2 separate regions of the Homo sapiens genome follow, and region 2 is linked to region 1. The links are chromatin contacts, found by Hi-C or POLR2A ChIA-PET in ENCODE. All regions are on one chromosome and are shown on one strand. The core of a region is the stretch at or near the end of the contact, and the rest is flanking DNA. Distances in the headings are between cores, read along the strand shown. Region 1 holds the start of TP53BP2 (tumor protein p53 binding protein 2). Region 2 has its middle 21 kb from the start of WDR26.

Region 1 (6,469 bases), core at 169-2,668:
TTTCATAACCAGGCATTAAACTAAAATAAGATGCATAATGCTATTAATACTTTCAAATTCCTTGAATCCTGGCAGGACAAAATATCCCAAACCCTCTAAACCCAATTACTAATTCTAGTGAATTGTTAAGTCGACCCAGTGAGAGTTTGGGACGCCCTCCATGACACAAGCAGGGGGCCAGGGAACAGCATATTATACTCTGTATGTATGACTGCAAACTTTGTCATCACTCCATTCCACAGACTTCATAAAAGTAAAAGCTTTTTGTTTCTTTGTCTGAACAAATGGAGCCACAAGCATAGGATGCCTGCAAGATGTCCCCACTTCAGTGGGAGAGGTGCAAATACAACTTCCACGAAGAAACTCGCTACTGAAGTCTGCAGAAGCCACCGCAACACACCGCAAACCTCCATTCCGCGATCGCTGAATGACAGAGACATTTCTGAAATGTCTCAAACCTGCTGTTCATCTGTGGCCTGGTGGCCGTGTCAAAAGCCTGCGGAGCTCCTAAAGAAGGCACTAATCCTCTCCGGAGGTCTTGCTAAAAGCTGTGGGAAACGAAGGGAGCCAGGCACGTACGCTTTCCTGCAATCTAAAACTTCCGAGATTGCATTTACCAAAACCCCTTTCCACAAAGAGGTAAGGGTGACTTAGCTGCTACTGTGGATATCAAGATCGAAATTCAATTAAAAACAAAGCAAAGGTACCCGTTCCAGTAACGTATGTTTCACTCCAGTAAAAAGTAAAAAGACACAGCAAAGAACAAGGTCCCCGGTTCCCGTATTCTTGACCTTCAAGAACTGCAAAAAAGTCAAGACCCAGTGAAAGACGAAAAGTTTGAGTGGCTGCTGGGCTCGCGGGCGGCTCGCCTGACTCCGGAGCAGCTGGAGGAACCCGCCTCGAGGTTAGGGTCTCGCCGCGCCCCCACGACGGCTGTGGGCGCAGAGCCCAGAGGATGGAGCCTCCCCTTCCTGAAACCCGCTCGAAGCTCGGAAAGCCCCGGCCCCTCCGCGCGGGCTGCGGCCCCCAGGCTCCTTCCCCGACGCGCCCGAGGGCGCGGACCAGCCCCCGGCACGCGACCCCGCACACTTCCGGGCCCGACGCCCTGGCCGCTCGCCCACTTACCGGCATCATCTTGGACCCGAACCGCATGGAAGCGGGTGGCCAGACTGCGGCCCCGGCCGAGCTGAGGTGCCCCGGAGGGTCGCGGATGCGGGGGAGGGGAGCGGAGAGCGAGGCCGCCCGGACCTGTTGCGAGGCGGCGGCGGCGGCAGCGGCGGCGCGCGGGTCCGAAGGGCCCTCCGCGCGGGCTGGGGCACCAACAAGCCCCGGGCTCCCCCGCCCCGGCCGGGCCCCCTGACGCGGCTTTGTCTCTTCGACGCTCGTGACGGTCGGGGCTCCCTCCTCCGCTCCGAAACCAACTAATCCCGGGTCGGGCCCCAGCCGAGCCCGTGCCGGCTCCGCCCCCCGCGCCGACCCCGCCCGCGGCGCGCCCGGCGGCCTGGGGGAGGGGCGGCCGCGGGAACGGGAGCTGCGCGCGCCTGCGCGGGCCCGGCTGGGTAGACGGGGAGCGGCGGGAGCCGGCCGCCTTTTCTTTCTTCGCCCCGGACTGAAGTGCGGTCGGGGCCGCGCGGCGGAGCGGCTGGAGCGCGCGCCTCCTAGCGGAGCCGGGGCAATTGGAAGGCCGCGCCTCAGGAAAACAGGATGGTAGTGAATGGCACCGAGCCGCCCCAGGGCTGCCGCCGTCACCTCCTCGGCGGCTCCGAGTCGTGCGAGGCAGGGGACCCTTTGCCTTCAGAACAGGGCGCCCGACGTTGGGCGCGTGGACAGAGTCCTCCGGCGGCCGCGCCGCTGGGCCAGGCGGAGAGAGGCGGACGGACTTCAGGGGAGGCCCGGGCCACGCCGCGGAAACTACCCGACTCCCTGGAGGCGGCCAGGACCGACCCTGTCCCGACAAAATGGAGTTCCCCGTGTGGCTTCAGCTCGCGGCGCGTTCCCAGAGCTCCTCAGTGATCCGGCTTTCGGATTGTTCGCCTTTCATCTCATTTGCCGTTGTCCAAATTCTAATTTAAAACTCATGTGTTACTTGCTGTAAGGTTAACAAACGTACACCGCAAACTGGATAAAGGGATAACTTTTATGTTGTGTATGTTTTACCACAATAAAAATAAATTTTGTAAAAATGTGTCAGGCAGCATTCTGAGGAGCTTCCCTGGGGGGTGCTGGGAACACCCTGCAAACAGCCTCCGATACGGGGAGCCGGTGGATACCATCCTTTTCCAGGGAGGGAGGCCAAGGCCTAGGGAAATGGCAGGGCTGCCTTCCAAAGAGTAGCAGAGCGGGTTCAGGCTTTTATTCCACCTTCCAGAGAGACACATACTGCGGGAACCCTAACTCCAGGAAGCTTTGTTCTAGTAAGTTGTCAGTGCAAGTTCACTCAGAATCACTTTTCTCTGCCTTTATACATGATTCTAGAACCTGAAGTGGGGTAAATCCCCTGGGTTTATCTAGTATCAAGAACAGACAATTCTTTCTTAGCCCACCATATCCCTTACCAGAATCTCCATCGAACTCCCTATTGCACCATCCCAGATACTGTATCTGGAAATACTAAATTACGGTTAATTCAACTAGAATTTAACGTTCTCGCCCGGGCGCAGTGGCTCACGCCTGTAATCCCAGCACTTTGGGAGGCCGAGGCGGGCAGATCACCTGAGGTCAGGAGTTCGAGACCAGCCTGGCCACGTGGTGAAACCCTTGTCTCTACTAAAAATATAAAAATTAGCCGGGCATGGTGGCGCATGCCTGTAATGCCAGCTACTCGGGAGGCTGAGGCAGGAGAATCTCTTGAACCTGGGAAGCGGAGGTTGCAATGAGCAGAGATCACCCCACTGCACTTCAGCCTGGGCAACGAGAGTGAAACTCCATCTGAAAAAAAAAAAAAGAATTTAACGTTCTCAAAAAATCTGGTTTATAGTCTTGTTTTCTTAAGAGGGTTATACTGAGTTAAGCAAAATAAATTCATCCCTCATTCAGTAAATATTTATTAAATACCTGCCACTTGGTAGATATTCTTCTAAGTCCTAGGGATACATCAATGAACAAAAAGTTCAAAAGACAAGTGTAGTTATTGTGAAAAAAATAGAATAAGGTAAGAGAAGGGGATAAGGTGTACAGGTGCAACTTTAAATATGGTGGTCAAGGTAAGCCTCACTGAAAAGGCGGTGTGTGAGCACAGTCTTGAAGGAAATGAGGGTGTGAACTCCACAAATATGAAGGAAGATTTCCAGGCAGAGGGAACAGCCAACGCTAAGGCCTGATATGGGAGCCTGCCTGGCAAATTCTGGGACCATCAAGGAGGCTAAGATAGCTGGAGCAGACGATGAGGGGAGAGTAGTAGGAGATGAGATGGAGTGATATGAAGGGCCAGACAAGGAGGGCCTTGTAGGCTATTCTAAGGACTTTACCTTTGCTCTGAGTGAAATGGGGAGTTATGGAAAGGTTTTGAACAGAAGAGTGATGTCAGCTGACATATTTTAAGAGCTGCTGTGGAAAACTGAAAGTCAACAGAGAACAGTAAGAAACTCTTGTGATAAGCCAAGCAAAAGATGGAAGTGGCTTGCTCAAAGGCGATAACAGCGTCTATGGCAAATAGTGGTCAGGTTTTGGATATATTTTCAAGTCCAAACCCACAGAATTTCCTGACAGATTAGATGTGGAATATGAGAGAAAGAAGCCCAAATTTTTGTCCCAAAAGATGGAAGTTGCCACAAACCAAAATGGAGAAGACCATGAGTGGACCAAGTTACAGAAAAGAGGAGATCAATTGGGAACATGTTAACTTTCAGAATCTTAATAATAAAAGAAACCCTAATACTGAAATTTAGCACGTTTGTGGGAAGCAATAATTCTTTTTTCTTTTAACTTTTAGGTTTGGGGCTACATATGCAGGTTTGTTACATAGGCAAACTCGTGTCACAGGGGTTTGTTGTACAGATTATTTCATCACCCAGGTATGAAGCCCAGTACCCAATAGTTATCTTTTCTGCTCCACTCCTTCCGCTCACCCTCCACCCTCAAGTAGGCCCTACTGTCTGTTGTTCCCTTCTTTGCATTCATGAGTTCTCATCATTTAGCTCCCTCTTCTAAGTGAGAACATGCAGTATTGGGTTTTCTGTTCCTACGTTAGCTTGCTAAGGATAATAGCCTCCACTTCCATTCATGTTCCCACAAAAGACATGATCTTGATATTTTTTATGGCTGCATAGTATTCCATGGTGTATATGTAGCACATTTTCTTTATCCAGTCTGTTATTGATGGATATTTAGGTTGACTCAATGTCTTTGCTATTGTGAATAGTGCTACAATGAACATTCACATGCATGTGTCTTTATGGTAGAATGATTTATATTCCTCTGGGTATGCACTCAATAACGGGATTCCTGGGTTGAATGGTAGTTCTGGGAAGCAACAATTCTTTTTGGTAAACTGCAGTTCATAAAGGGACTATTTTACACCAAAAAACCTACTTCATATTCCACTGGGGTTTTTTTTTATTTTTTTGCAGACAAAGAAGTCCCCAAAACAGCTGAAGATATTATGATCCACAGTCATCCAGGAAAAGAATTCTGGATATTGGTCACTAACCTTCCAGTTCTCACCAAAAAACCGTGTCTCATTACCACCCTAAAACTGGTTGTACACAATAGTAAATTATACTTAGTATGAGTGCTGGCAGCCCTAGCTTATTAATAAAATAATTACAATAGAAATGGAAGCAAGGAGAGAAGAATTGGAATAAGACAGTCCAGTTCTATTTCGTTACTGTCTGTTTACACAAATGCCCTGCCCAAGGGAAGGGAGGAGAAAAGGGACAGCAATTGGCAATATGTCCTGAAACTCACTTCTAGCCAATTGAGAATTCCCAGCTGCCAAATAGCAGGTATGTTGAGGACTTTTTTTTTTTTAATCATAGAAGCGTGAAACCAAAGAACCCTTGTCTGTGCTTTGGTTTCATTCTCTCAGATTCTGTACCACTCAAACATGGCTCTCAGAAGGGTTGTTTTCTACCAAGTTTCAATTTCTCTCCGCTCCCACCCTCACCTGCTTATTCTTTCAAGAGCCTCTGTTTGGTTCTCCCCACCCTATAATTCTCTACTCAACTCCAAGAAAGATAAGTCAAAATGCCACATTCTGAGCGGGGAGGAGCTATCTTCTCTTTTGGCTCTCACCCCACCCCTTGGCACAGTACAATTAATTATCTATTTGGTTTGAATTCAAATGTTTAAGTTCCCAACTTTCTCCCTGTGTTACTCGTTCTCATCTTCCACAGATGTCCCAAACTTTGAGTCCCTCTCTCCTCTCAGAAGATGAATTCCCATCTTACTCAGCCAATGAAACAGAGACTATTGAGATTGCACTCCTGCAATACCTATTCCCTTCACCTCCAACTCATCTGGGTTCTTCTCTACCCTCTCCCCACTCCTTTTGTTTATCTCTTTTACTAATACTCGTGTGGCTGTATTTTGCCAGGCCCTGTTCTAGACTTTAGAGGTAACAGAGAAGAGACTTGCCTTCATGGAGCTTATATTCTAGTTGGGAGGAGCTAGATAACAAACACATGAATAAGGTAATAATAAATGCTACGAAAAAAATAGCAACTAGGTAAATCTAAGAGAATAGCACCTGTTTTAGATAGGCTGGCCAGAGAAAGCCTCTGAGGAATGAGGGGAGGGAGGGAATCAGACTCTGGGCAGTGGGAACAGCAAGGACAAAGAGCTTGAGGCAGCCTTGTGCTTGGCATCTCAAAGACATGGCAAAAAGATCAGTGTGCCCAGGGCAGAGTGAACAAGGAGGGGAGTGGTAAGAGAGGTGGAAGATGTAGCCAGTGCCCAGGTCATGTAGAATCATTTAATATTCCACCAATTATCCTCCCTCTTGAAACCAGAGATACTCCATTTTTACAGTTTCCTTAACCTACGGATTTATTCAGTTATCTCCTACATTCCCCTCAAGTTAGCAGTAATCTGAAAGAAAAATGGGGCAGAAGCTTGTGTATCAAGCCTCTTTGCATCCATTTATACTTTTCCCTCTGCTTTAAAAACCTTCCCCTCCCTCCACCTTACCCTATATGGTAAACTTTTATTCGCCTTTCAAGTTCCTACCTAAATGCCTAAATGTCTTTTTTTTTTTTTAAGAAACAAGGTCTTACACTGTTACTGAGGTTGGAGTGCAGTGGCATGATTATAGCTCACTGTAACCTCAAACTGCTGAGATCAAGCCATCCTCCCACCTCAGCCTCCCAAGTAGCTGTGATTACAAGCATGCATCACCATGCCTGGCTAATTTTTAAATGTTTTGTAGAGATGGTGTCTCACTGTGTTGCCCAGGCTGGTCTAGAACTCCTGGCCTAAAGCAATCCTCCTGCCTCAGCCTCCCAAAGTGTTCGGCTTACAGGCATGAGCCACT
Region 2 (6,167 bases), core at 2,702-5,201, 610 kb after region 1:
GCAGGAGAATCACTTGAACCCAGGAGGCAGAGGTTGCAGTGAGCTGAGATCACGCCATTGCACTCCAGCCTGGGCAACAGAAAGAGACTCCATCTCAAAAAAAAATTATATGTATTATATACACATATAATATATATATTGTGTGTATATATATTTTTATTTTAGAGAGACAGTCTGTCTCTGTCATCCAGGCTGGAGTGCAGTGGTGTGATCATGGCTCACTGCAGCCTCGACTTCCTGGGCTCAACCCATCTTCCAGTCCTTCCAGCTTCGCCCTCCTGAGTAGCTGGGTCCACAGACATGAGCCACCATGCCTGGCCATTTTTTCTTTTTTCTTTTTTTTTGTAGAAACGGTTTCTCACAGTGTTGCCCAGGCTGGTCTTGAACTCCTAGGCTCAAGTGATCCTCCCACTTTGGCCTCCCAAAGTGTTGGGGTTACAGACGTGAGCCACTCTACCTGGCTTCATGATACTATGAAACAAATCTATTTGGCACCTGTAGTCACTGGAAGTTGCAACTCTTATGCTAAGTTCTAACACCATAATCAGAAGAACTTTGGATATTTCACTGTGAGGTTGTTGCATGCCTTTGACAAGGTGGGATTTTTTTTTTTTTTAATTTTTAGAGATGGGTTCTTGTTATATTGCCCAGACTGGAATGCAGAGTGCAGGCTATTCATAGGCATGATCAAAGTGTACTACAGCCTCAAAATTGTGGGATCAAGCCATCCTTCTGCCTCAGCCTCCTTCATGGCTGGGACTACAGGTGCCCTGCTACCTTTGACAAGTTTTGAAAGATTTTCATAGCATTGAGGGGAGAAGAAAAGTGAAACAAAGAGAAGAAATGGGACCCTTCTTTATCCTCCCTCCCCTCAACAGAACTATTAAAACCCGAGATCAGTTTGTTTAGACACTAGTCATATTGTCCAAAAGATTGCGCATTAAGAATCTCTGTCTTAACTTTAGGCAGAATTATCTTGAACTGTTCTAGTAGGATGGTAATCATGACAGCACAGCTACTGGGGAAATTAGAACTGAGGTTTCCTCTCTTCCGTTTGCTGAAATAACAGCAAAACTGCTTGAAGAAAACGCACTATATTATTCTAAGAAGTAAATTACAAATAAGCAACACCCAAAATGTCCCTTACTCATGGTTCCTTGAGTAAAAGGTGCTATGCTTTATCTACCCAATATTGTGAGTAGTATCATTTACAGGCTCATTTCTACTAGTAAGTTTTTTTTTTTTTTTTTCAGATCTCTGCTTCTAGCTGTCCTTCCACTCTATCAACTAATATTTCTTTTGCAAAGCTAGGAGGCTTGGTAAGGTTAAAAATAATTCAACTATATTGTGTTGAACATAATTGAAATGTCATAAACCATCCAGAGAGCAGGAGAACCAGTTCTCTCTTGTTTCTATTGGTGTAGTCTGTTTACATTTCTGGTCCCGTCCCTGAAGCTTGGACTGAGAGACCTGGTGAGGAATGTTTCCTCTGTAGTTTCGACAGGCACAGCTATTTGTCACTGCCTCAGAAGCTGCGTGGCTGCAGGTGAGGAAGGCTGCCCTTATGGGAGGGATAATTATGGTCAGTGACCTGTCTGAGCTTGGCCTCACTCTGCACCCAAGCTCGTGACTGGCTCAGAAAGTCTTCTGCTTCTGTGTTCACATCAATGATTTCCTTCCTTGCTTTCTAGAAGAGAATCGGCCTCTGGTACTGGTGAAGAGACCGGAGATTTTCAGTTAGGCATTTTACCTGGCTGAGTGCAGGGCTTGGAGGTGGAGTCGCTTGTGGAAGGATTAACTAGAGGGAGGAGTCACTGTCATTAGGATACCATACACATGGCAAAACCAAATATAACCACCCACCTCCTCTGACTCACCTACTTAAAGCATGAATAACCTGGAGGGGGTGGTGGCAAGCAGGTACAGAGATGCTCCTTGACTTTCAGTAGGTTTGTATCTCAATAAACCCATTGTAAGTAGAAAATATTGTAAGTCGAAAATGCATTTAATCCACCTAACCTACAGAACTTCATAGCTTAGCCTAGCCTACCTTAAACGTGCTCAGAACACTACAGTAGCCTACAGTTGGGCAAAATCATCTAACACAAAGCCTATTATATAATAATGTCGAATATTATGTAATTGAATACTGTACAGAAAGTAAAAAAACAGAATGGTTGTATGGGTACTCAAAGTATGGTTTCTACTGAATGTGTATTGCTTTCACACCATCATAAAGTTGAAAAATTGTAAGCTGAACCATCATAGGTCAGGGACCATCTGTATTTGAATGAGTGAGGTGGGGGCCTGAATCCACCCTCCTCCTCCTCTCACCACCCCATCCTCAGGATACACATAGACCAGTGAAGTCTGTCTTGGCCTTGTGAAACCCTTACCATCTGAATGGCCTAATGAAGTAGAACTTGTGACTGATAGGAAGACTTTGGAGAGGTTTGGAATGTTCTTTGACTTACCAGGAATCTAGTAGACCCAGGATTATCCAAATGTCACCAAACAGTGAGTTCAGTGCCCAGAGGGGAGGCCCATTATTAACCCTTCCTTGAGGTAGACACACCCAGTGTAGATGAGGGTGATGCTGGGTGGTCCCTGCCCAAGGCTTAGTCTGACCCTACTCAGGAAGGGGATATAATAGGAATAGCATTATGAGAGGTTCTTTCTGTTCTGTACCCCTTATGTGTTATAAGATAATGGAGGAAAATCTCAGTTGCCAAACCTGTGTCGGCCACATTAAAGCAACAGTTACTATATCAGTCATGGTAAATGAATGGTGGTCCAGGTATAAACATTGTTTTACCCCTTGATATTTTTATATGAAGCATTTGGCTTGAACCTTATGTTTGAAACATCAAACATAGTGTATTGTCATATTGAATATGAATACTACCAGTGTTTTAATAATAACTGACATTATATTTGTGGCACCACAGGTGTATCATTTTAAATTCTCTATATATAGCATTTAAAGTGTATAGTGACTAAAGTAATTACTGTTGCTTCATGTGGTGAATATGGGATGTGCCAGTTTAGCAGATGTGGTTACTCAACTCACATAAAAAGGTCACCTTAATCTGTCAGAAATCGTGGAAGTCACATCTCAAGTAGGATTGAAACATGCATAATATGGTCCATGAAGAGGGCACTCTTTTCTTCCCTGCTCCCCTCTCCTCACACCACCTCCTGCTTCTTTTCACAAGCTCTGCATTGTTCTGCATAGCAACGTTCCATCCACAAAAAGCTCCAGTGTGTAGGGGGTCTGAATCCTGTCTGATCCCTTCCCTAGCCCCATAGCTCAGACATGAGATGTGGTCCAGGGAGCAGCCTAGACAAGTGCCAATGGGACATGTAAAGATTCCCCTTTCTTTTCTTTCTTTAAGTGTTTTTTGGAGACAGGGTCTCACTTTGTTGCCTGGGCTGGAGTGCGGTGGTGCAGTCACGGCTCACAGTAGCCTGGACCTCCCGGGCTCGAGCCATCCTCCCACCTCAGCTTCCCAAGCAGTTGGGACAATAAGTGCGTGCCACCACACCCAGCTAATTTTTGTATTTTTTGTAGAGATAGGATTGTACCGTGTTGCTCAGGCTGGTCTCAAACCCCTGGCCTCATGAGATCCTCCCACCTCGGCCTCCGAAAGTGCCGGGATTACAGGCATGAGCCACTGTGCCCGGCCAAAGATTCCCCCTGTCTTTTTGACACTCTTCAGCTGTGCCCTCCCAGGGAAGACATTAGCTCACTCTGCAGCCACTTGTGCCATTCTCGTGCCCTCCTTGCACAAGGCCTTGTCGTAACTGCTTCACTCTCCTGGTCTGCCAGTGCAGGTATCAGTGATCCAAGAAGATACAGGAAGAGGCTTGTGTGGGAGTCGCCTGGAGCCCTCCATGGTATGTTGGCTCTACAAGAGCTAGGCATGTGGTGCCAGGGCGTGGGAGCAGCAAGGCCACCCCGCTCAGGCCTCTGCCCTGGAGGAAGGGTGGTGTAACTGCCCCTGGACGACAGCCTGGATGTGGCGAGGGGAGACGGTCCACACCCTGCTCTCAAGCATGGAGGTCGAATGTTTCTAGGTCAGCAGCTCAGGACAGCAGGCAGGTCAGGCCTGGTAGAGGAAGTGCATGTGAGGAGTCAGTGGGAAGTGAGTAAGAGATGGTGGTGGTAAACTAGGAGGTGCTCCTACAAACAGAATTGGATTTTCCCTTTTAAAACAAGGATGGCCGTAGCTGAGCCCTCCTCTCTCTCTCTGTGTGTGTGTGTGTGTGTGTGTGTGTGTGTGTGTGTGTGTGTCCGTGTCCTCTTCTGTTCTCCGCCCCTACTGAAGGAAGGAGATAGCTCTGGCTTCCAAAAGTAGCCTTGCAGCTGTAGGAGGACTGACTCTGCCTAGCCTTTACATTTCCCATGTAAAATTTAACAGTGCTTTCACAGAGCTTCTCTAAAGATCAAAGGGTACCCAACTGAATGGGAATCTGTGGTCTGGGGATTTTTTTTTTTTTTTTTTTTTTGTCTGTAGCTTCCCTTCCTCCCTCCCTGCAACACTAAGTAGACGAAATATTGGGCCAAAGGGCCAAGGAATCCTGTTAAGGGAGGAATCTCGCGGTCTCATTTCCAGCCAGGCACTTTTCTGTTCTTGTAACTTTCCAGTCGTAATTTGGGGATTACTGTTGATAACTCTGACACCTGGTGGTCATTTCAAAAACTGCACTCTGGAAGAATTAAACGTTCACTTTTATCATTTTTAGTTGTTTTTCCACCTCCAATGTCAGTGTCAATAATATGCATTTTATAAATTAGTGATTATTGTTAGTTGAATGATCTATAAGTAAAATCCTTGCACATGCATTCAACAGAATACACTAGGATAGAAAATTTCTGAAAGGTATACCAGAAGCTATACATGGTGGTCCCTAGAGAGTGCAGCTAGGTGTGGGGAGGAAGCAGACTTATTTTACTTTATGCCAGTTAGTGCCCTTTGAAATGGTCTTAAACAGAAATAGTGTATTACTGTAATAATTATAGTGAAGTACTGCACTTGGGCAGGATATTCCCTTCCAGGGCTCCTACCCTCTCCTGATTTTGCATCCAGGGACGTCCTCTGTGCTTTTGAATGTATTAAGGAGTGACGTACGGCTGGATTCACTCTGATCTCATTCACTGACAGTGGTGGGAGAGCCCAGAGCTGAGTAGAAACTGGTTCTGGGGCATCGTGTGGCTAGGGTGCCAAAGCCGAGAAAGGTCCCGTAGTCCCTGTGTGGTCAGCAGGGAAGGCAGCAGTGCTCTGTCAGTATTGATTCTTCAGGGGCAGGCTGCCCACTTACCAAAGTTATGCTTAGCAGAGGGGCTCTGGCTCACTCCCCGTCCCTCATCCTACCAGGTGTGAGGCTGCCAGGAGCCGATCGCACAAGGCTTGGCAAGGCAGATGCTCCCCAGCTCCTGACATCAGAGAGAAGGGCTGGGATTGTGGCCTGCGGTTGGTGGGCAGGAGAGCCTGGTCTGATGACAGCAACCACCCTTTGACTACCTTCTCTGTGGCTGTTACTGTCTGATTCCAACCTTCCACTGTTGAACAGACCTCCTACCACTTTCCTACTACTCCCCCTAATGATAACATACTGAACTCACTTTTATGAATTTGTTGAGACCTTACCACTTTTCAAGTGTGTGTTCAGGAACAGCAAACTTTTGTCTTGCTTGGATCCACCCACATACCCAAATCACCATGGGTATCAGACACACTGGGTAGCTGAGTGCTCAGAGGAAGATGCGAGGTATTCAGGGAAAGTGTCAGTGGGGTCTCCCAGTGCCTGTTTGGTCCACAGTTAGGAGAGGCCCTGCTTGCACTTCTAATACAGTCCCGGAAAGACGGGGCCAGAACTTAGGAGGGGAGCGCTTTGCAGCAACTTTTCAAGAAAAGGGGAAAATTTAAGCACCATACTGTTATGTGGTCCTTGTACCCAGAGGCCCTGTTCAGCTCCAGTGATCAGCTCTCTTAGGGCACACCCTCCAAGGTGCCTAAATGCCATCCCAGGATTGGTTCCAGTGTCTATTATCTGTTTGACTCCAAATGGCCAAACACCTGACTTCCTCTCTGGTAGCCTGGCTTTTATCTTCTAGGACATCCAGGGCCCCTCTCTTTGCCTTCCCCTCTTTCTTCCTTCTACTG

Evidence for each region. A loop is a pair of places that touch in the nucleus more often than their neighbours do. ChIA-PET counts read pairs that join two places held with the same protein, here RNA polymerase II (POLR2A). Pooled maps may share reads with other maps.
Region 2: a pooled map shows a loop between it and region 1 (2.8-fold over the local background). The contact joins the enhancer-like site here to the promoter of TP53BP2 in region 1. A Hi-C loop is called at or near these places in 4 of 50 pooled maps. POLR2A ChIA-PET finds 5 or more read pairs at or near these places in 2 of 52 experiments (PC-9 and naive thymus-derived CD8-positive, alpha-beta T cell).

Annotation. Positions count from the first base shown.
Region 1 is chr1:223,844,529-223,850,997 of GRCh38, forward strand. TP53BP2 (tumor protein p53 binding protein 2) reads right to left here and starts at 1,419. Exons shown (of 18, transcript NM_001031685.3): 1 at 1,126-1,419. The coding sequence starts at 1,152. RefSeq lists a silencer at 1,247-1,556.
Region 2 is chr1:224,453,025-224,459,191 of GRCh38, forward strand. It overlaps a transcript of CNIH3 not described here. Among named protein-coding and RNA genes, the nearest start is that of WDR26, 21 kb to the left of the region's middle. Within about 2 kb of position 3,952, at least 32 of the 41 ENCODE cell types and tissues checked have a DNase peak (open chromatin) inside an H3K27ac peak, as active enhancers do; they include PC-9, where a contact is called at or near this core.